2 separate regions of the Homo sapiens genome follow, and region 2 is linked to region 1. Evidence: chromatin loops called from intact Hi-C (ENCODE). Cell type or tissue: right lobe of liver. All regions are shown on one strand. Each heading gives the region's core, and the rest is flanking DNA. Links, peaks and the distances in the headings are about the cores only. Region 1 holds the start of NNAT (neuronatin). Region 2 has its middle 66 kb from the start of NNAT.

Evidence for each region. Hi-C counts contacts between places; a loop is a spot of excess contacts. Peaks named below come from ENCODE experiments on the same cell type or tissue, not always from the same donor. Only the 100,000 strongest peaks of a DNase experiment are listed, where the experiment ranks them.
Region 2: a loop joins it to region 1, with 4 times the contacts of the local background. A loop is called at or near these places in 2 of 110 quality-filtered maps.

Annotation. Positions count from the first base shown.
Region 1 is chr20:37,514,273-37,523,773 of GRCh38, reverse strand. It overlaps BLCAP (BLCAP apoptosis inducing factor), which reads left to right. Exons shown (of 2, transcript NM_006698.4): 2 at 4,424-6,357. The coding sequence starts at 4,600. The coding sequence ends at 4,863. It overlaps NNAT (neuronatin), which reads right to left and starts at 2,524. Exons shown (of 3, transcript NM_005386.4): 1 at 2,371-2,524; 2 at 1,336-1,416; 3 at 84-1,107. The coding sequence starts at 2,442. The coding sequence ends at 1,015. RefSeq lists enhancers at 3,452-4,315, 4,316-5,179. In right lobe of liver, for the core only: a CTCF peak has its summit at 3,976 (motif pointing right); a DNase peak (open chromatin) is centred at 4,483; H3K4me3 peaks cover 359 bases; H3K27ac peaks cover 1,209 bases.
Region 2 is chr20:37,450,026-37,459,820 of GRCh38, reverse strand. No RefSeq gene overlaps it. Among named protein-coding and RNA genes, the nearest start is that of NNAT, 66 kb to the left of the region's middle. In right lobe of liver, for the core only: no CTCF peak of the experiment used is centred there; no DNase peak of the experiment used is centred there.

The DNA of each region.
Region 1 (9,501 bases), core at 41-8,040:
AGTGTGCCTGTTCCACAGTGGGCACATCAGCTGAGTCTTAGAAGTGTATGTTGATGCCGCTAAAGAAATCACAAGAGACAAAGTTTTGGTGCGCCTCTACTGCACCGCAGGGTCCTGGGACACTGTGCGAGACAGGGGAGGTACTTTTTTTATTTTTTGTAGAGGTGGTCCCTGTCCTCCAGGAGCTTACAATCTAGCTGGGGAGACACAACTAATGCACACTTAAACAATCAGTACAATTAGCGATTACCACAATATTGACCACAACTGCATGAGACCAGGGAAAAGCAAGATCAGTGAGGGGCAAGGGGGGTTCAGAGAAAGTGTTTTAGTAAAGGTGGGATTCATTTACTTTTACTGCTTGAATAGTTCCAAATCAAGTGACACATTATTTTGGAGTAGGGTGGGCTTGGGAGGCAGTGAGGAGGAAAGGGGAATCGAGAGAGCAAATGCAGCGAGGCTGGAATGCAAGTGCCCTGGGCAAGGGACAGCGAGAGGGCCCCACTGTATTTCTTAACCACCCTCCTTCCTCAACTGTGCCCTCCAGTCCCGCCACACAGGCACGCGGTTGGTGCTGCACCAAGATTCAGGGCGTCGGCTGGCGATGTCAGAATGTCCATTCTGCTGGCTGGTGCGGTGTTTTGATTTCCATGGTGGGGCCTGCTGGCATGGCCCTGGCTTCGGGGCTGGGATGGTGCTGTCCCGACTTTGTCCAGATCAGAATGCGGTGCCTATGCCCAGATCTCAGGGGTCTGCTCCCCCTATCCCCCCTCCTCTCTCGACCCTGCCCCTTAGTGGGACCGGTGCAAAGGGGTTGGGAAGGGATCTGGTATCTTCGTCATTGTCGGTACTGCTTCTCCGGGGGTCTACTGGCCCCTCACTGACCTTGCCAAGTGCTCCTCTGGCGAGGGAACACAGGGGACCCCACATTCCTGCGCGGCACTGGCTCCCGTGCTGGCCGAGATGCACAGGAGCACCTGATGATACGGCCGCCCAGGGCTGGGAGCTGGGGCCTCAGTTGGGGGCTCGCTGCCTGCGCTCCCCCAACACCTGCCGCCCGGTCCGCGACACCGTGTATGCCAGCTTCTGCAGGGAGTACCTGAACACCTGCGACGAGAAACCCAGGACCCACCCTTAGTGGAGAGCACCCACAGCATGTCTGTGGTGCTGCCGTGCCCACCCCCGCCCCACCCCCTGCCCCGCCCGCCCATCCAGCGTAGGCTGGAGAGGCGGGCGCGGGCGCAGCTTGTCCACGAGTCAGGGCAGCTGGAGCTTTTCCAACTGTGCTGAGAGCTGCATGGCGGCAAGCTGATTGGACCCACAACTTAGGTATACCTCACTTCTCGCAATGGGCTGTGTCCCTGGAGGATTTCGAAAAGCGAATCCTACCCAGTAAATGCAGCATTCCAGGAACACCTTGAAGGAAATATGCGATTCCTTTGGCAAAGGATTCCTTTAGCAGGGAATTCTTCCTGCAAAGGGAGCTTTTAGGGTAAATGATTTTATGGGCAAAGCGCTTTCTTCTGATTTATCTCTTTTTACACCAAGCGCTTTTGCCTCTTTTTTATTTTTTTTATTATTATTTTTTTTTTTGTAAAGCAATTGTCCTTTTTTGGAAGTGCTTTTTTTCCCCTTCTATTTTTCTCTCGAGGGGCTTTTTCCTCTAATTTTTTTCTTTAAAGCGTTTTTGCCCGATCCATTTTTTTCCGTTAGCTCCCTTGTCTAATTTTTTTCTGCAGTGCGTTTTTAATCTAATGCATTTTTTTCTGCCAAGTGCTTTTCTCCGATTTATTTTTCCTGCAATGCGCGTTTTTCTGTTTTCCTGTGAACTACTTTTTCTCTAATTCGTTGTAGGGTTTTTTTTTTTTGCGAAGTAATTTTTATTTTTTCTGAGAAGTGCCTTTTTCTAACTTATTTTTTGTTCCACCCCCGCAAGCGCTATATGTTTTTTTAAATAAAATTTCTCCGCAATGCGCAATTTTTTAAGGTGGAAAATTTTCACTCTGCGAGCTGTAAAGTCTTTCAACACAGTAGTGCCCCGCCTCCCTCCTGGGGTCGAGTCCGGGTGTAGCGGGTTTTTCTTACCGCGTAGGTCGCTAAATGCCTGGGTGATCGTCCGCAGCGGTCGCCCGCCGCGCCCCGAGTCTTTGTTCCCTGGCAGGCGCGGGCGCACTAGGGAGGGTCAGCGCGAGGAGGACGGCGCAGGGAATGGGCAGGGGGCGCGCGGTGCCGGCAGCGGCACTTGGGCAGGCAAGGATCGCGGCAATCGGAATAGGACGGGTCCGGGAAGCGGCAATCGCGACGCAGTCTTGCGGGTTCTAGGGGCGCGAGTTGGGAACCCTCTCCCACCCGAAACCCCGTCAGACTTACCTGCAGCAGCACGCGGAAGATGTACCAGCCGATGATGAGCAGTTCAGCCGAGGCCGCCGCCACTGCCGCCATGGTTCCAAGAATGGTAGGTGGGTGGTCGAGAAAGAGGGTTTGCCGAGATCCGCTGGTCTCGGAGTCCGCTGTTGGGCGCACTGCCGCAGCCGCGGTGGCCGCGCCTTAAGTACCCGCCCGCCACCTAAGTGCGCATGCGCGCCTTGGGGGGTGTTTATGAGGAGGGGTGGCTGGGGGCGCTCCTCATTCGCCAGGAGAGGAAAAAAATAATCCATCTGCTCTTTCCATACCGACCCCCGCCTCCTGAGTTCCATCTTAGCCCCCTTCCAGAAGATTCCGCCGTGCTTGCTTTTGGATTTTGCTTTAAAATGGAGGGGTACCACGACTCTGGGTAGAGTACAGGGCGAGAATGGGGGTGCAGGTCTCTTAGTGTGGCGCCCTTCTCCCCAGTCCCTGGCCTGCAAATTTGAGCTCAGTCTCCGGTGCCACTCCAAAGCCTACCTTGGGGATGGATGGAAAACCGAAATTAGGGAGGGGTCATCTGCCCCATAGAGCAAAAAACGTGGTGCCCCTTTCAGAAGCTTTGGCATAATAGGCCCGTGCTCGGCGCTCTTTTCCTGATACTGAATGAGTTTTAAGCCCAGGTCCTCTGCTTCATGAGGGTGCCTGAGCGCGTAACCCGTCTGATTCTTTACATCTCTCTTACGGTAGCGAGGAGATGAGAATCTGCGGTGGAGGTCGCTACTGTAGGGAGCTGAGCCAGAGCACTGCGCTTTGGGCGCAAAAGCAGTAGTCACCCGGTATCTGTAGGAGGGATACAGGAAGGATTGGCGCCCTTCGTATGCACGGAAGGAATGAGCTCTACGGAGAAGTGGTTGGAATATGCTTGGGGATAGTTTTCTGCTGGACAGGTCGTTTCGACCTCAGTCTTCCGCTCCCCTCCCCCAAGCCCTGGTAGGTCGGCCTTAGCCAGTGGGGTTCTTTGTACCCGTTGCGCTGTGCGGCTGGATCACCGAACGGGGTTACGCTACCGCTACCGGAGGGTTGTGGCTACCGCAGCCCCGTTTCCAAGTGAGGCGGGTCCCTTTTAGACCGCCAGTCTTGTGGGTCCCTCGCACAGCGCGGATTTTCGGGCGGGAAGACCGGAATGCGGTTTGTGAGTGTGGTCCCCGCGCACCGGTAGCCAGCCGAAAGCACCTCTTTCCAGCAAGCTGCCTGGCCCAGGGACCAACTGGCATTTGCCCCTATGTGGATAGAAAATTAATTTTCATTAAAAGCTCCCAGAGGTCAGGTTCTATACAGTGCCAGCAGCAGATGGAGGTGTAATGATCCAAACGAGTTCAGTTTGGACAAAGTAGCATAGTGACTTTTTTTCTACATTGACTTTCGGAGAAGTTGGCAGATTCTGGCAAAGTGACGCTGGGCTGTTTGAAAAAGGCAAGCTTAGCCTAGGCTGCCATCTTAAAATATTTCGAGGCTGTAGCTGCCTCAGGATCCTTTGCCTGTGGTCTGGTGGCCGGCAGTGCCCCGCTAACAGCTTTAACTCTGCACTTAGTGCCTGAGCACCTATGGCTGTGAGAGATGCTAGATACAGAACCCTGTCCTTACCACGTGGGGGCACAGCAGGGAGCCCTTGGTCGTCCTTTGGCAACCACTGGGCGGTATTGTGAGGTCTGGGCCCCTTGAGGACGGGCTGCAGCCCCAGGAGGCGATACATGATCTCTGCTGGGCAGGGCCCAGGCAAAGCCAGCCCACTGTGTGAAACCGTGCCAAAGAGCCCTCTCCCCGATCCCCCAGGAGAAGCCCCGGGGAGACATCCCAGGAAGCTTCCCGAATTAGTGACTTGGAGAGGAGTAGAACTTTCACGGGTGGGCAGGGAGGAAAGGGCATTTCACATTTGCTGTTGTTAACCATGATCCATTTTCCCAAATAAGTATACATTCTGTTCCTGTTTTTTTTTTTTTTTTCTTTTTTTTTTTTTTTTTTTGTCTGTCTGTCTGTTCTTTGTCTGTTTGTCTGTTGTGTTGACTTTTCTCTTCAGGATCCCTGCTGCCTTGGTGATCCCGGGCTGACAGCCAGAGAGCACAGCGGCTCAGCTCCTGGAGAGTGAGGGTTGAAGAAAGCGGAGGGCAGCCGCCTGCGCCCGCTGGCTCCCATTAGGTCGGTTCCTGCAGCGGTGCCCGGCAGCCTTGGTGAAGGCCCTGCCCGGCAGAGATCATGTATTGCCTCCAGTGGCTGCTGCCCGTCCTCCTCATCCCCAAGCCCCTCAACCCCGCCCTGTGGTTCAGCCACTCCATGTTCATGGGCTTCTACCTGCTCAGCTTCCTCCTGGAACGGAAGCCTTGCACAATTTGTGCCTTGGTTTTCCTGGCAGCCCTGTTCCTTATCTGCTATAGCTGCTGGGGAAACTGTTTCCTGTACCACTGCTCCGATTCCCCGCTTCCAGAATCGGCGCATGATCCCGGCGTTGTGGGCACCTAACGGCCTGCCCTGTTAGCTTTCCAAGGAAGCAGAAGACGGGAGGGGAGGCATTGACATAGGTCATAAAGCATTGGAGTTTCAAATCCCGCAGCCTCGCGGGTGTCACATTCCTGACGGCGCCTTTTTGGCCTGTGATGTTTTATCCTTACAATGTGAATAATGGCACTGACCGGTGCTTTTATTGTAAAGTCCTATAGTCGTGGGTGGTCTTGTGGTTGTGTGTGTTCTGTCCCCATCTAGGTCCTGGCTGGCCGCATGACCACCCCTCTCGCCTCATTACTGTGAGGAGTCTGGGTCCATCCTGGTCAGCTGCCCCAATGTGACCTGGGGCAGATAAAATGCCAGTCTCATTGTCACCTCTGTGACCCCTCCTTGTCAGGGTCTCCTTCCTTCCCAGAATGTTACTGACTCCTCAGTCCCTCTTCTGGTTTCCCTTTATTTCTCTTCTACCCTTTTCCTTTTTTGGGGAGTACCTGTCCAAGACAGGGCTCATTTTTGCACTTATCTCGAATTTGAAGAGATTGCTGACGCCCGAGAGCCTCGCTTTTTCATCCTTCTTTCCTTGTTCAGCAGGCTAGACAGAAACATGTCTTGACTGTTAGTTGTCCACAAATCTTCAGTATTTTCTCCACTTCATTTTTAAGAAAGGAAGCAACAGATAGATGTTGCTCTTTCACCTGGGTGTCTGGGCTCAAGCTTTCCCGCCCAGCCTCACTTCCTTTGCCCTTCCTCCTGCCTTTCTCAACTGTCCCAAGGAGGGGGCCTCATTGTGTCTCCCGTGCATGCTCTGCAGCATTGAAGTATGGTGTGTTCACGTAGTTCTAGCAGTCCCCAGCTGAGTGAGTGGGAGAGTACCTGTGTGTTTCGTAACGGCCTTGATCCCCTTGATAGATGTTTGGATATTTTTTGGTGTGCCCTGTGTGTGTGTGTGTACAAATACATGTGTATATTCCTTTTAAAGAAGCTTTATCGAACGTGGTCTGATTTTGAGGTTTAGCAATAGCTAGCTATATATGGTAGGTGCCGCTACAGTTTTTATTTAGCATGGGGATTGCAGAGTGACCAGCACACTGGACTCCGAGGTGGTTCAGACAAGACAGAGGGGAGCAGTGGCCATCATCCTCCCGCCAGGAGCTTCTTCGTTCCTGCGCATATAGACTGTACATTATGAAGAATACCCAGGAAGACTTTGTGACTGTCACTTGCTGCTTTTTCTGCGCTTCAGTAACAAGTGTTGGCAAACGAGACTTTCTCCTGGCCCCTGCCTGCTGGAGATCAGCATGCCTGTCCTTTCAGTCTGATCCATCCATCTCTCTCTTGCCTGAGGGGAAAGAGAGATGGGCCAGGCAGAGAACAGAACTGGAGGCAGTCCATCTAGGGAATGGGACTGTGAGGCCATACTTGTGAAACGTCTGGACTGCTATTCTAGAGCTTTTATTTGGTGTGTTCGTTGCACAGCTGTTTGAAATGTTTAATAAAGCTTTATAAACTTTACTTTGTGGTTTTATGTGGCTGCAGTCCATTTGGGTCGTGGTGTTGGATTTCGGAGTTGGTGGGGGGCAGGGGGAAGCATGGAGGGGCTGAGTCTTTGGCGCCAGAGTACCTTAGCCTGAAAATTTGATCTGCTTTCTGGAGAGCAGATGGTGGGGATGGGGGAGGGGGAGCAGGGGGCAGGACAGGCGGTGAACAGGAGGGAGTCTGAAAGTTTTCAGAGATGAGACATTTGCGTTTCTCAGCTCCCATGGCTTCTTGCCTGAAATTGTTTCCCTCCATAGGAGATTTGAGTAACCGATCCCTTGACAAACAACTTAAGACAGCTGGAGCTCTAATCATCAAGGATTTTTATGGTGCTGCTTTTGAAGTAAAAATAGTGAAACCCCTTATGGCATTTCAAGTGGAAAAATAAATAAGACTGGCTGTCCAACCAGCCGGATGTAAGGTGATGGCTGGAAGTGCCGAGAGTGGTGTGGTTCCATGTTGTAGGTATGCACGTGCTCCCATGGCCATGACCTTTGAGACAGTGTAGGCTAGTTTGTCAGGTCCTGTGCTGAGTATTCACCTCTGAATCTCCTTCTTCTAGAAAGCATGGTAGGAATACTGCCTGTCCAAGGCACAGGGCTGTCGTGAGGTTTTATTGAGTCACAGTCGTGAAGGGCTTTGGTAATTTCATAGAAGATCACCTGTTCTACCTAGGCTTTAAATTTGTTGCTATAAAATTGAGTATGGTTTTCTCCTGTTCACTTAAGTCTCCCCATTGTCACTTTATTCCTTTTTTCATTCAAAACTTGCCAAAGATTTGTCTATTTTAGAGGTATTTTCAAAGAACCAAACTTTTATCGATCATATCTGCTGGGTAATTTTCTTACCTGATTCTTTTATGCTTTTATCTCTGAATTCTTCTTTTCTGTGTTTCTGGATAGATTTCGTGGTTCTGCAAAGTCTTGACAAGCTGAGGAGTCATACCTGGAAAGGATGGTTTGTTCAACAAACATTGAGACCCTGTACTAGGCTTGCTGGGGATTTCAGGGGCAAGACTCAGACCTGACTCTTCAGGAGCTCATGATTGTAGCCTAGTGGGAAGACTTAACAAAATAGACAATTGCAAATTCCAAAAACAAAACAAACAAAAAAAAGGCTTTTGTGTCCCTACTCTCCTGTGGCGACACCTGGATGATAAATGAAGCCAAGATTATTGCTTATTTTGCTCTCCCTCGGAAAGCAGCTTTCTGTTTTAGGTCAAGCCCGCTTAAGAGTCACAAACAGGCCTCCCTCTGAAAGATTTGTGGCCCTTTCCAGCAGGGAGCCTGCAGCCCACCCCTTCCCAAAGTGACTGCCAAATCAGCATTCTGTCACCCCACAGTGCTTCCTACCTTGCCAGGCAACCACCCCCTCTTCCTGAACTGCCTTTTAGGAAAATGAAAAGTAGATACCTTTTCTGGAAAAGAGTAGGGGCAGCAGGCCTTAGAAAAACACACAATTACATTGGTCACTGTGGCTCAGTGTGAAACGGTTGCCCACATGGTACCTAGTGACCACAAGACACCATAAGGCCTAGGTCTGGGCTTCTTTAGGAACTGGTTCTTACCCTGCTGTGGGCCCCAGTTTCCAGAGAGGTAAAATGTGGTCTTTGGAGCAGACAGTTTTTCTAGTCCTAATATCCTGGGAGTTCTTTCTCCCAAGATCTAGGGTCTTCCTGGACCCATTTGAGGATGTTAGCTGGGCTCTGAGTAGGTGGCAGTGCACTTTCAGGATGGCATGGGCTTTATGCTTTAGTCAGTGTACCATGTGAGCCCAGGTATTTCCTCTGTCAGGAAGCTTCCCTGGATTTCTTCTCCCTGGGGATCTACTTGACTGGAGCGTTTCACTCAGCCTTCTGTTGAGTGCTACTGCTAGTGTTACGCAGACTTCCCCTTCTGTAGCGACTGAGTTCATGGGCTCCTCTTGTCTCCCAAGGGGGCCTGCATTGTCAGTCATTTGGCTGGTATTTGGCAGAATCCCATGCAGGAATAGGCCTTGAGACTACAGGGTGGACAGTTCCTGCCATTAGGGAGCCCTCCAGGCTAATGGGAAAGGGCACAACATTGAGCAGATAATGCCAGCGATACACAACCGTGGACTGTGTCAGCTGCTAGAAGAGAAGGTCTAAGAGGGGACCCAATGTAGGCCTGGAAGGATTGACTTTCAGGTGGAGACCTGAAGAACAAATATAAAGGTTTGAGCAGTGAAGTAATGAATGAGATGTTATTATTATTTTACCATCTAATCAAGCATCTCTGCTTACAGATAAAGAGACTGGGATGAAAGTAAAATGAAGGACCACCACTATCTGGCTGCCCTAGAATCAGAACCCAAAAAGGCTTTTTGGGATAAAGAGGTCAGTCTATCTAAAGCTAGCAAATTGTTGGGAGATACTAAGGAAATCTAAAGCTGAAATGCTATTGGCAGGCCCCTAAACTCAGCCCTAAGAACTCTTCATTTCCATCCAACTGGGAACCATCACAAACGAGGATCTGATGGGAGTTGGGGAGTAACCCAGTCAGAACAGCCTTTGAGATGGGATTCTGTCGGCAAGAAACAGGACAGCATTTGAGTGGTGACAGTAGCAGGGCCATGGAGAAGGCTACTGGCTTCTCTAGATGACTGGGAATGGGGAGAAGTAGACATAAGGAGTGAGTGTGGGTGAGGCAGGGACACAGGAGAAAAGGTAGGCTGGGGAGAAGGAAGCAGTGAAAGATGATAGAAGGAAAGCCAACTCCTATTGAATAGCTGCAGGAAAGGAGGCCAGAGAAGGGCTGTCACCTGTGTCCATTTGGTGGGCAGAGCCAGAACCCTGTCTTCTACCATCCAATGCAAAGTTCACTCCCCAACGCACCAAAATGTGTGAAAGGGCCACTGTTCTGAAAAGAGGAATGACTGAAGAAGTGCTCTCCCTGATGGAAGATGGTCCTGCCTAGGGAGCTTGGCCTGTCTCAGCCCAGCAACCCTCCCTCCCCAGTATCTTCCTGAAAGTCCCAGGAAGAACACAGTTTGATCTGCCAGGCTTCAAGGGGAGAATGAAGTATGTTGAGAAAAACTTCTATTGTTAGGCAGGCTTGAGGTGAAGAAGAGAACCTGCCTAAGCAGCAACTGAAGGCTTCA
Region 2 (9,795 bases), core at 1,158-9,157, 65 kb after region 1:
TCAATCCAGAACATTGCCAAGAAAATATAATCTAAAAATCAGGTGAGGATGTGGCTGCAAAAGATCTAAAGTGGTTCCTCAGAGTACTCTCAGTCAGCAAAGGGCCCTCTAAAAAATTTAAAGACTTACCTCACAGACCCTCTGACTCAAACAGTTGGATGTTTAAGAGCTTGTCTCTGCAGAACCACAAAGTAGTCAAGGGCTTATCTCAAGAGATTTTTGGGTGTGGCTTTTGTCTTGTAGAGTAGATCCCAAAAAGATTCACAGGAAAACAACAACATTTTAAAAAGAATTATATCACCAGGCACAGTGGCTCATGCCTATAATTCCAGCACTTTGGGAGGCCGAGGCAGGAGGATTGCTTGAACCCAGGAATTCAAGACCAGCCTGGGCAACAAAGCGAAACCCCATCTCTAAGAAAATATAAAAATTAGCCACACGTGGTGGTGTGTGCCTGTAGTCCCAGCTACTGGAGAGGCTGAAGTGGGAGAATCACTTGAACCTGGGAGGCAGACGTTGCAGTGAGCTGAGATCACACCACTGCACTCCAGCCTGGGTGACAGAGCAAGACCCTGTCTGAGGGGGAAAAAAAAGAATTATATCAACAGAAATAGCATCAGCATGTACTGAAAGGGACAGAGGTAATGTGAAAGGAAAGAGGCCTTTGAACTTGCTAAATTCTATTAGCAGGAAGCAGGCTGAGAAAAGAACACAGTTGTAAACACAGGCTACTTTTTACTTTGAGGTAGACCCAAGAACCTAGAAGGAGACAGAAAGAGCAGAACCCCTTGGAAAATTATTTCTGAGCCAGAGTAGCATAAGTCCTAACCCTTCAACATTTCCCCAGCTAGATTTCAGAATTACTATGGACCAGCGACTTATCTGTGCTTCCCATTTCCCCTGGTTCTGAACGATTATCCTATACCTATTCCACCATTGTATACTGGGTGCCGAGTGGGGTTGAGGGGTAGATAGGTAACTCACCTCTTGGGATTCACAGGTTTACTCATTGAGAGGGAGTGTATTGCTGGGGATATGCTTAGGGAACCACTCCCAAGGAGACTCACCCACACCTGCATATGGTTTAGATGACAAAAGTCTTGAGTTCAAGCTCATACTGTACCAGTATGAGACTTCAGGGTCCTTCGGAGGGTGGACTGTATTTTGCATGTTAGAAGAATGTAAATAATTTGTGGTCAGAGGGAAGACTATAGTGCTTTTAATGTACGTCCACAATTTTTTTTTCTTTTTTCTTTTTGAGACCGAGTCTCGCTCTTTTGCCCAGGCTGGAGTGCAGTGGCATAATCTCAGCTCACTGCAGGCTCCACCTCCCGGGTTCAAGCCATTCTCCTGTCTCGGCCTCCCAAGTAGCTAGGTATGTCCACAAATCCTTTGGTACTCTTACCTTTAAGAGATAGAGCTTAATTCCTTTCCCCTGAATGTAGGCTAGACTTAATAAGTCACTAGTGAATAAAATAAAGTGGAGGTGATGATGTACAGCCTCAGAAACTAGGTCATAAAAGTCACTGTGGCTCCCCAGTGTCCCCTCTCCCTCCCCACCCTCTTCCCCTCCTTACCTTTCTTTGTCATCACTCTCTCTGGGGGAATCCAGCTGCCATGTAAGAACACTCAGGCAACCCTGTGGAAAGCCCATGTGGTAAGGAAATGAGGCCTCCTGCCAACAGCCCTGGGAGGGAGCCATCTTGGAAGCAGATCCTTAGCCCCAGTTGAAGCCTTCAGGATGCAGCAGCCCCAGCTGTCAGCCTGACTACATCTCATGAGAAAACCTGAGCCAGAAACACTCAACCAGGCTGCTCAAAGAATTTTGACCTCGGAAACTGTGAGAAAATGATTTTGTCATGTTAAGCTGATTGCATGGGCGTAATTTGTTGTTATGTTGTAAAAGATGATACACCAACTTGAGGAATCTGATATTTCTCACAGGAGCAATGGGGTGCAGTGGAAGGCGTTAGAGAGAGGAAATGACATAGAACGTTCTGGGATTAGTGCTATGGTCTGAATGTTTATGTCCCCCCACAAAATTCATACGTTGAAATCCTAATCTGCAGGTGATGGTATTAGGAGGTGGGGCCCTTGGGGGATGATTAAGTCATGAGGACTCTACTCTTATGAATGGGATTAGTGCCGTTGTAAAAGGGGCCTGAGGAAAAAAACAAACAAGTCCATTAAAAAACGGGCAAAGGATATGAACAGATACTTCTTAAAAGAAGACATACATGTGGCCAACAAGCATATGAAAAAATGTTCCACATCACTGATCATTAGAGAAATGGAAATCAAAACCATGGTGCAATACCATCTCACACTGGGCAGAATGGCTATTATTAAAAAGTCAAAAAATAACAGATGCTGGTGAGGTTGCAGAGAAAAGTGAATGCTTATACACTGCTGGTGAGAATGTAAACTAGTTCAGCCACTGTGGAGAGCAGTTTGGAGATTTCTCAAAGAACTTATAATAGAACTAATATCTGACCTAGCAATCCCATTACTGGGTATATACCCAAAGGAATAAAATCATTCTATCATAAAGACACATACATGTTCATCATAGCACTATTCACAATAGCAAAGACCTGGAATCAACCTCAATGCCCATCAACAGTGGACTAGATAAAGAAAAATGTGGTAAATATACACCATGGAATACTATGCAGCCATAAAAAAGGACAATATCTTGTCCGTTGCAGCAACGTACATGGGGCTGGAGGCCATTATCCTAAGTGAATTAATGCATGAGCAGAAAACCAAATACTGCATTTTCTCACTTATAAGTGGGAGCTAAACATTGAGTACACATGGACACAAAGAAGGGAGCAATAACATAGAGGCCTACTTGAGGGTGGAGGGTGGGAAGAGGGTGATGATGGAAAAACTACCTATCAGGTACTATGCTTATTACCTGGGTAATAAAATAATCTGCACACTAATGCCCCGAGACATGCAATTTACCTATATACCAAATCTGCACATGTACCCCATGAATGTAAAATAAAAGTTGGAAAGAAAAATGAATGATTTTCTTAAAAAGTGGCCTGAGAGAGACTCCTCAGCCCTTGCACCATGTAAGGACACAGCTGAAAGGCACTGTCTATGGACCAGAGAGCCTTCATCAGACACCAGATCTGCTGGTGCTGTGACCTTGGACTTCCCAGCCTCCAGAACTTTGAGAAATAAATATTTGTTGCTTGTAAACCACCCAGTCTATGGTAATTTGTTATAGAAGCCTGAATAGAATAAGGCATTTAGAAAGAATTTTCTTGGTCCCAGAGTGAAGAAGGGATTGGAAGTCACAAGATTCACAGAACACTTCATACAGGTGGAGACTCTGAAGCTAGGTGTCTGTGCCACATAGCTGAGCCAGGGAGTTGTACTCTGGGCAGAGGAAGAAGCCTGTGCTGGGGCAAGGAGGCCAGACATTGTCTTATGTCAGAGGTGGTAGGTGTAGGTAGAGAATGAGATTCTGAGCATAACTGTGAATGGATGGTGAGCTGCTTAGGCCCTGAACAGGCCTTTCTACCCCTTCCCCATCCTAACCTCAGCCAGCACCAGCAGTTGCTCCAGGATGTGTTGGGCACCTACAGAAACGCTGCTCAACTTAAATCCCTGTGAGCCCCACAGTCAAGCCGAACTATCCCCACTGTGCACTGGGGATGCAGCAGTGAATAAACAGACAAAATTCTCTGCCCTCATCAAGCTTCCATGTTAATGGAAAAAAGACAGGTATAGAGCAGAAGGAGGTTAGGGGACGAAGACAGGCAATTAATTTTATAGACAGTAAATATATACATAGAGAGAAATACACAAGGTAATGGGGCATTACAAGTTGAGGTAGTTTCAATTCTAAGTAAAGTGATATCTTATCTCAGGCTGCTATAACAAAATACCATCTACTGGATGGTTTAAGCAATATTTATTTTTCGTCGTTCTGGAGGCTGGGAAGTCCAAGATCAAGGTGCCAGCGTATTTGGTGTCTGGTGAGGGCCCTGTTCCTAGTTTGCAGATGAAAGCTTTCTTGCTGTATCCTCACATGACACAGAGAGAGGGATCTGGTCCTCTCTTCCTCTTCTTTTAAGGGAACTAATCCCATCATGGAGGCTTAACCCTCATGACCTCATCAAAACCTAATCACTTCCCAAAGGCCCACTTCCAAATACCACTACACTGGGCATTAAGGCTTCAACACCTGACTTTTGGGAAAACGCAAACATTCAGTCCATAGCAGGTGGTTAGGGAAGGGTTCACTGAGAGGGTAACATGAGCACTTGTGAAGTGAGCAAGTTGGCCACGTGGATATCTGGGGGAAGCGTTCCAGGTAGAGGGAACCAAGTGCAAAGGCTCTAAGGTGGGATCATGACTCCCAATGTCTCTACTAACCAATAAAGAGCTTTATGAAAATTAGAAAAAAAAACTAGGCAAAACATTGGAAACAATTGTTTGCAGACATTGAACAACAGGCAGTAGCATAAGACAGTGATCCCTGAAGAAAGGTAAGCAAATCAAGTTAGCTCTACAGTTCACCCAGCTTTCTGTCTGGAGGCATCTTAGGTGCAGGGAGGGGAAATTCAAATAGAGTCCAGCAGTATTGCTGAGTTGATCTTTGAGACCAAGAACAAAGTTCAGGTAGGCTTAGGTGGCTGTAAGTTGAGGGGCAGAGTACCTGACTGAAGGAAGAAAAACAGCTCCAGAAATCTACATGTGTCCTCTTGAATCACTGCCATGTGCAAGGCTTCAGGTGTGTAGGGTGAAATTCCCTGAGGCCAGGCAAAGAAAGACTGAAGCATTTTAATTTGAACAATTCCTAGAAGTCACACAGGTTAGGAACTATCCCATAAGTGAAGGCTACTGTGGACCCACCCTAAAAGAGCTTAAAAATAAGCCTCAAAATGATCAAAGTAATTAGCAAGTAATTTAACTGCATGCCACTCTTTAACAGAAGACAACACAATTCCAGACCATCAATAGTGTAACATTTACAATGTCCAGCATCCAATCAAAAATTCCTAGACAGGCCAAGAACCAAAAATTGTAGCTCATAACTAGGAGAAAAATCAGTAAATAGAAACAGATCCCAAAATAACAGATAATGAAACAAGTAAGCAAGAATGCTAAAGGTCTTTTCTATCTATATATTTAAAAGAAATAGACAATCTTTCTTCTAAGCAGAGGCAACCCCAAACCAGGGCTCATGGCTTGGAGAACAGAACAAGGGCTGGGTTTTGTCCTCCACTGACATCCTCTGCCAGGTGCCCTCATGCCATGAACAACCATAGGTGACAGCCCTGGTGTCTGTCTGCTCAAGGAACACCAAGGAAGCCCATGTGGCTGGAGCAACATGAGCAAGGGGGAAAGGAGTGGGAGATGAAAGGAGAGAGGTAACAGGAAATAGACTGGGTAAGGCCTGTGGGCCATGGTGAGAATATTAACTTTTACTGTGAGTGACATGGAAGCTATGGGAGGATTTAAGCAAAGGTGATTCATGATTCTTCCAGAGGTTAATGGAGGATGAAGAGGGGGTGGGAGTGGAGGATGGACAACAAAGGAGGAAGCCTCTTCAGTTGTCCAAGCACAGGATGCTGGGGCCTGGCCAGAGAGAGGGGCTGAAGGGATTGGGGTTAGAAGGGTCTCAGAGTGGTCCCTTGGAAAGAGACTTGGCAGGAAGTGGGACAGATGTGCCGTGGGCAGCAGAAGGAGTTAGAGATGGCTCAGTCTCCCACTGCAGCCTGAGGCAGGCAGCGGGGCTCAGTGCTAATGCGAACTGGAAGAGAAACACATCTCAGGGTGTGAAGATGATGCAATGGGTTGGATTCTCCTGGGGAGGAATCTAGTGGCTTGCGAAGAAGAGAAAAAGGTGGGGAGTCTTGGTTGCAGGAGCAGTTAGGGAGATGTCAGCACAGAGGGCAGGGGATGAGTTCATCCGGGGAGTGTGTGAGGAGTGAGAGAAAGAGAAGGAAAGGAAGACAGACCAGACAGGAAGACCCTGCCCCAGAGTTAGCTGAGCATGCTACAGATGGCTGGATGGAGAGGCAAGCAGATGAAATGTCCATGAGAGTGACAGAGAGTGGAAGCCAACCCTGACCATGCCTCAGAAAGAGATGACCCACTTACACGTACACACAAGTACACACACACACAGCAGGAATGATGCGTGGACAGAGCAAATTCCATAAGTTTCCTCTGGAGAGCAGAAGGAAGTGCAGCTGAGGAGGATGAAGGCAGGGGTGGGAGAAGGGGGCTCGGAGAGACAGGCCCACAGACAGGCAGAGACCCAGGGGCAGTACACAGAGGGGGCACACACACTGACTCACGTATGGGAGCTGTCCAGCTCCTGGAAGATGCTCAATGTCCAAAGTGGGTGGATGAATGGATGGCAGAGCAAGTGGATGCACAGGGGTGAGAAGTCACCAAGTGAATGAGAATCAGAAGGAGAAAAGGCTCCAAGTAAAGAGGAACCCACAGATGTGACCCAGGGTGAGACACACAAACACAGTTGTGTTGCAACATGGGGACCAAATCTAGAGGGAATATGGAATAATGAGAGAGAATGGGAAAAGGAAGGAGAGAGATTCAGAGAGGCAAAGAGGCAGATGTGTGCACACACAGACAGACAGACAAGCAGGCACACGGCAGCCTGATCACACACTGGGGACCCTAGAGTGAGACACAGAAAGAGGCCATGCACAGAAGCTGCTACCACCTCACCAAAAGAGCAGGGACACCAACATGCTCATCGGCAGGAGGAAGCCAGCTCGGCCATTGTGCATCTGATAAAAGAATGTGATGCACCTAAACTCTGACATGGAAGCAGACCCAAGACACATTGCTGAATGAGGAAGGCCACTGCCAAATCACATGCACAGTGTGTAGTATTTATGTTCAAACAACAATAACCAAACCAACAATAATAGAACAAGTTTTCTCTTCTTTCCTTCCTTCCTTCCTTCCTTTTTCCTTCCTATCAATCATCTAGCTAGCTAGCTACCAGTATAATTCACATCAGTCTAATAACTGAGGATCCATGTGGGAAAATAAGTAGAAATCAGGATTTGGGAGGAGGTTTCAAAGGAGACTTTAGTCCTTCCTTCCTGAAATTTTAGTGTTTTTTTTCAACTTGAAGTTCCTCCAGCTTCAGACATTCCTCAGCCTTCCTCTGTGCTGACACTCAGAGAGAACTCAGATGCAGGCTCTCAAGATGCCCGTGGTCTGGCGGGAAAGATCCCCCCAAACACATGCATGTGCCTGGCTGTTCCCAGGGGTGTGATCCTGTGATGCTATGGGGGCTTTCAGGGGAGAGGCCCTGGGACTTCATCAGGGAGGATGAAGTGCCTGAGCCAAGAGAAGCCTTGCTGTGTGCCAGGCAGACAGGTGAGAGGCGTTCCTGCCAAGGGCAGCTTGAGCAAAGGCCAGAAGGTGGGGAGAGGGTGAGTCTTTCTGCACTGCAAGAGGTTCCTTGTGACTGGAGACAGGGCAGAAGGATAAGTCACCAAGAGTGTGAGGGTTTGGCCTTGCCCAGAGCCTTAAAGCAGGAAAAATTGGCTTGAAGTTTATCAGGAGGGTGGGGAGGTGGGGAAGCTGGCTTAGTGGGGTTAGGCCAGTGAAGGGTGAGCTGCCAAGTGGGAGATTTAGAAAGGTGGCTTGGGTGGCCTCACCAAGTGTAGACAGGAAGGGGCAAGGCTGGAGATGGGAAACCCGGGAGGCCCTGGGAGCTGACACCCAGATGGGATGGTGGTGGTGTGCTGGAGGCACAGCCCTATGGTGGGACTGGATGTGGTCAGAAGGAGTCAAGAAAGTGCCTGAGACTTGGTCTACTTGTGCTGAGGATGGGGAGCTGGGCAGGTGAGGAGGTTGGAGAAAAGAAGAGCAGTGTGGGAAGGGCAGGGAAGTGTCTAGTCCTGTGTTCAGGTACATGGATGTGCAAGTCCCAGTTCAGGAGAGAGCTCTATGTCCAAGAAGGACAATGGGTGGCCACAGATGTCCTGGGGGTGGAGGAAGCTGCCCTTGGGGAACGGGCAGGGCAGGAAGCGGTGGAGGACTGAGCTCTGGGAAGCATCAGTATTGAGAGGTGGATGGAAGAGAGAAACTGCCCAATGGGTGGGAGAAAAGCCAGGAGCACCCAGTGTCCTGAAGGAGGAGACAGTGGCCTCCCAAGCAAGGATGGGCACCCCAATCAGGACCCCAATGGGCCAGGAGAAATGAGGAGGAAAAAGGGACCATGGGCTTTGGCAAGAAGGAGGTCTATGGAGAGCTCTCTTGAGAACCATGGTGGGCTCAATGTGGCTGAGGTCCCTTGCCAAGGATGGGGTATGCGTGGGCTGGGAATGGAAGCAAGTAAAGCCAAGGGTCCCTTTCCCAGATTTTCTGCAGATGGACAGAGAGAGAAGACAGAGCATGGGAGGAACAGGTCACCAGAACACATCTCTCATGCTGGAAAGCAGACTCAGAAGGAGGGAAGAGGATGGCTGTCACCAGGGCAACCATGCTGGCCATGGGATGAAAGGAGCAAAGGAGGAGATGGGAGATTTGGGAGAAAGAGTCAGCACAAGTTTAAAGGAAGGAGGTGGGGAGAAGGGGAAGCCTGGATTTCTGTCCCTGGAGATGGAGGATGAGAGCATAAGATGAAGCCTGGAGAGGAGGGAGGTTGTTTGGAGCCTGGGGAGTGTATGATGCTGGGAGTATGACTGAGTGGGGCTGAGGACAGGACAGTGAGTATACAGGTCTGGGAGAGGGGAGATGAGCACAGAAATGCAGAGGAGTTTGTGTGCAGGGACCTCTGAAGCCCTGGTGTGGATAGTATGGCCCATGGAAGGACAAGGGCAGAGGGGTGAGGACACAGCCCTGGGGAGCACTGATAGTAGAGATCAGGAGGAAAGAGAAGGGTCTGAGAAAGTGGCCAAGACAGAGCAAACACATGCATATATGCACATGCAAGAACACACACGGTGATGCTTGGAGACTTCCAAAGTCCCTATCACCCCATCTTCCCATGGGTGGTAACTGGTCCTCTCTCCCCCTGGACTCCTTAGAACACAGCCCGGGGTTTTGGAGTCTTTGTCTTCAACAGAGCACTCAGGTGCTCAATGTATGTCAGGTGGTAGGAGGGAGGGATGGATGGATGGATATATAGATGGATGGATGGATGAAAGAGTAGGCAGATGAATGGGTGGGTGGACATATGTATGGATGGGTGGATGGATAGGTGGGTGAATGGGTGGATGGGCAGATGGATGGCTGAATGAATGGATGAATGAACAGATGGATGGAGGAATGGGTGGATGGATGGATGGATGGATGGGTAGATGTATGGATGGAAGGGTGGATGGGTGGATGGATGGATGGAGGGATGCATGTATGGATGGGTGGGTAGATGTATGGATGGATGGATGGATGGATGGATGGATGGATGGATGGATGGATGCATAGATGGATGGATGCATGGATGGATGGATGGATGGATGGATGGATGGATGGATGGATGCATGGATGGATGGATGGATGGATGGATGGATGGATGGATGGATGGATGGATGCATGGATGGATGGATGGATGGATGGATGGATGGATGGATGGTTGGATGAATGCATGCATGGATGGATGGATGGATGAATGGATGGACAAAGGAAGACAATTATCCCCTCATCTCCACACGATGCTGCAGCAGGGACTGAGAGAATGGGGGCCTTTAGCAGCCCCTCGGAGAAAGAGTTGGCAGGGAGGGGGAACAGATGGGCTGTGGGTGGCTAAACAGGAGTAGTCAGAGACGATGCAGGGCTCCTGGC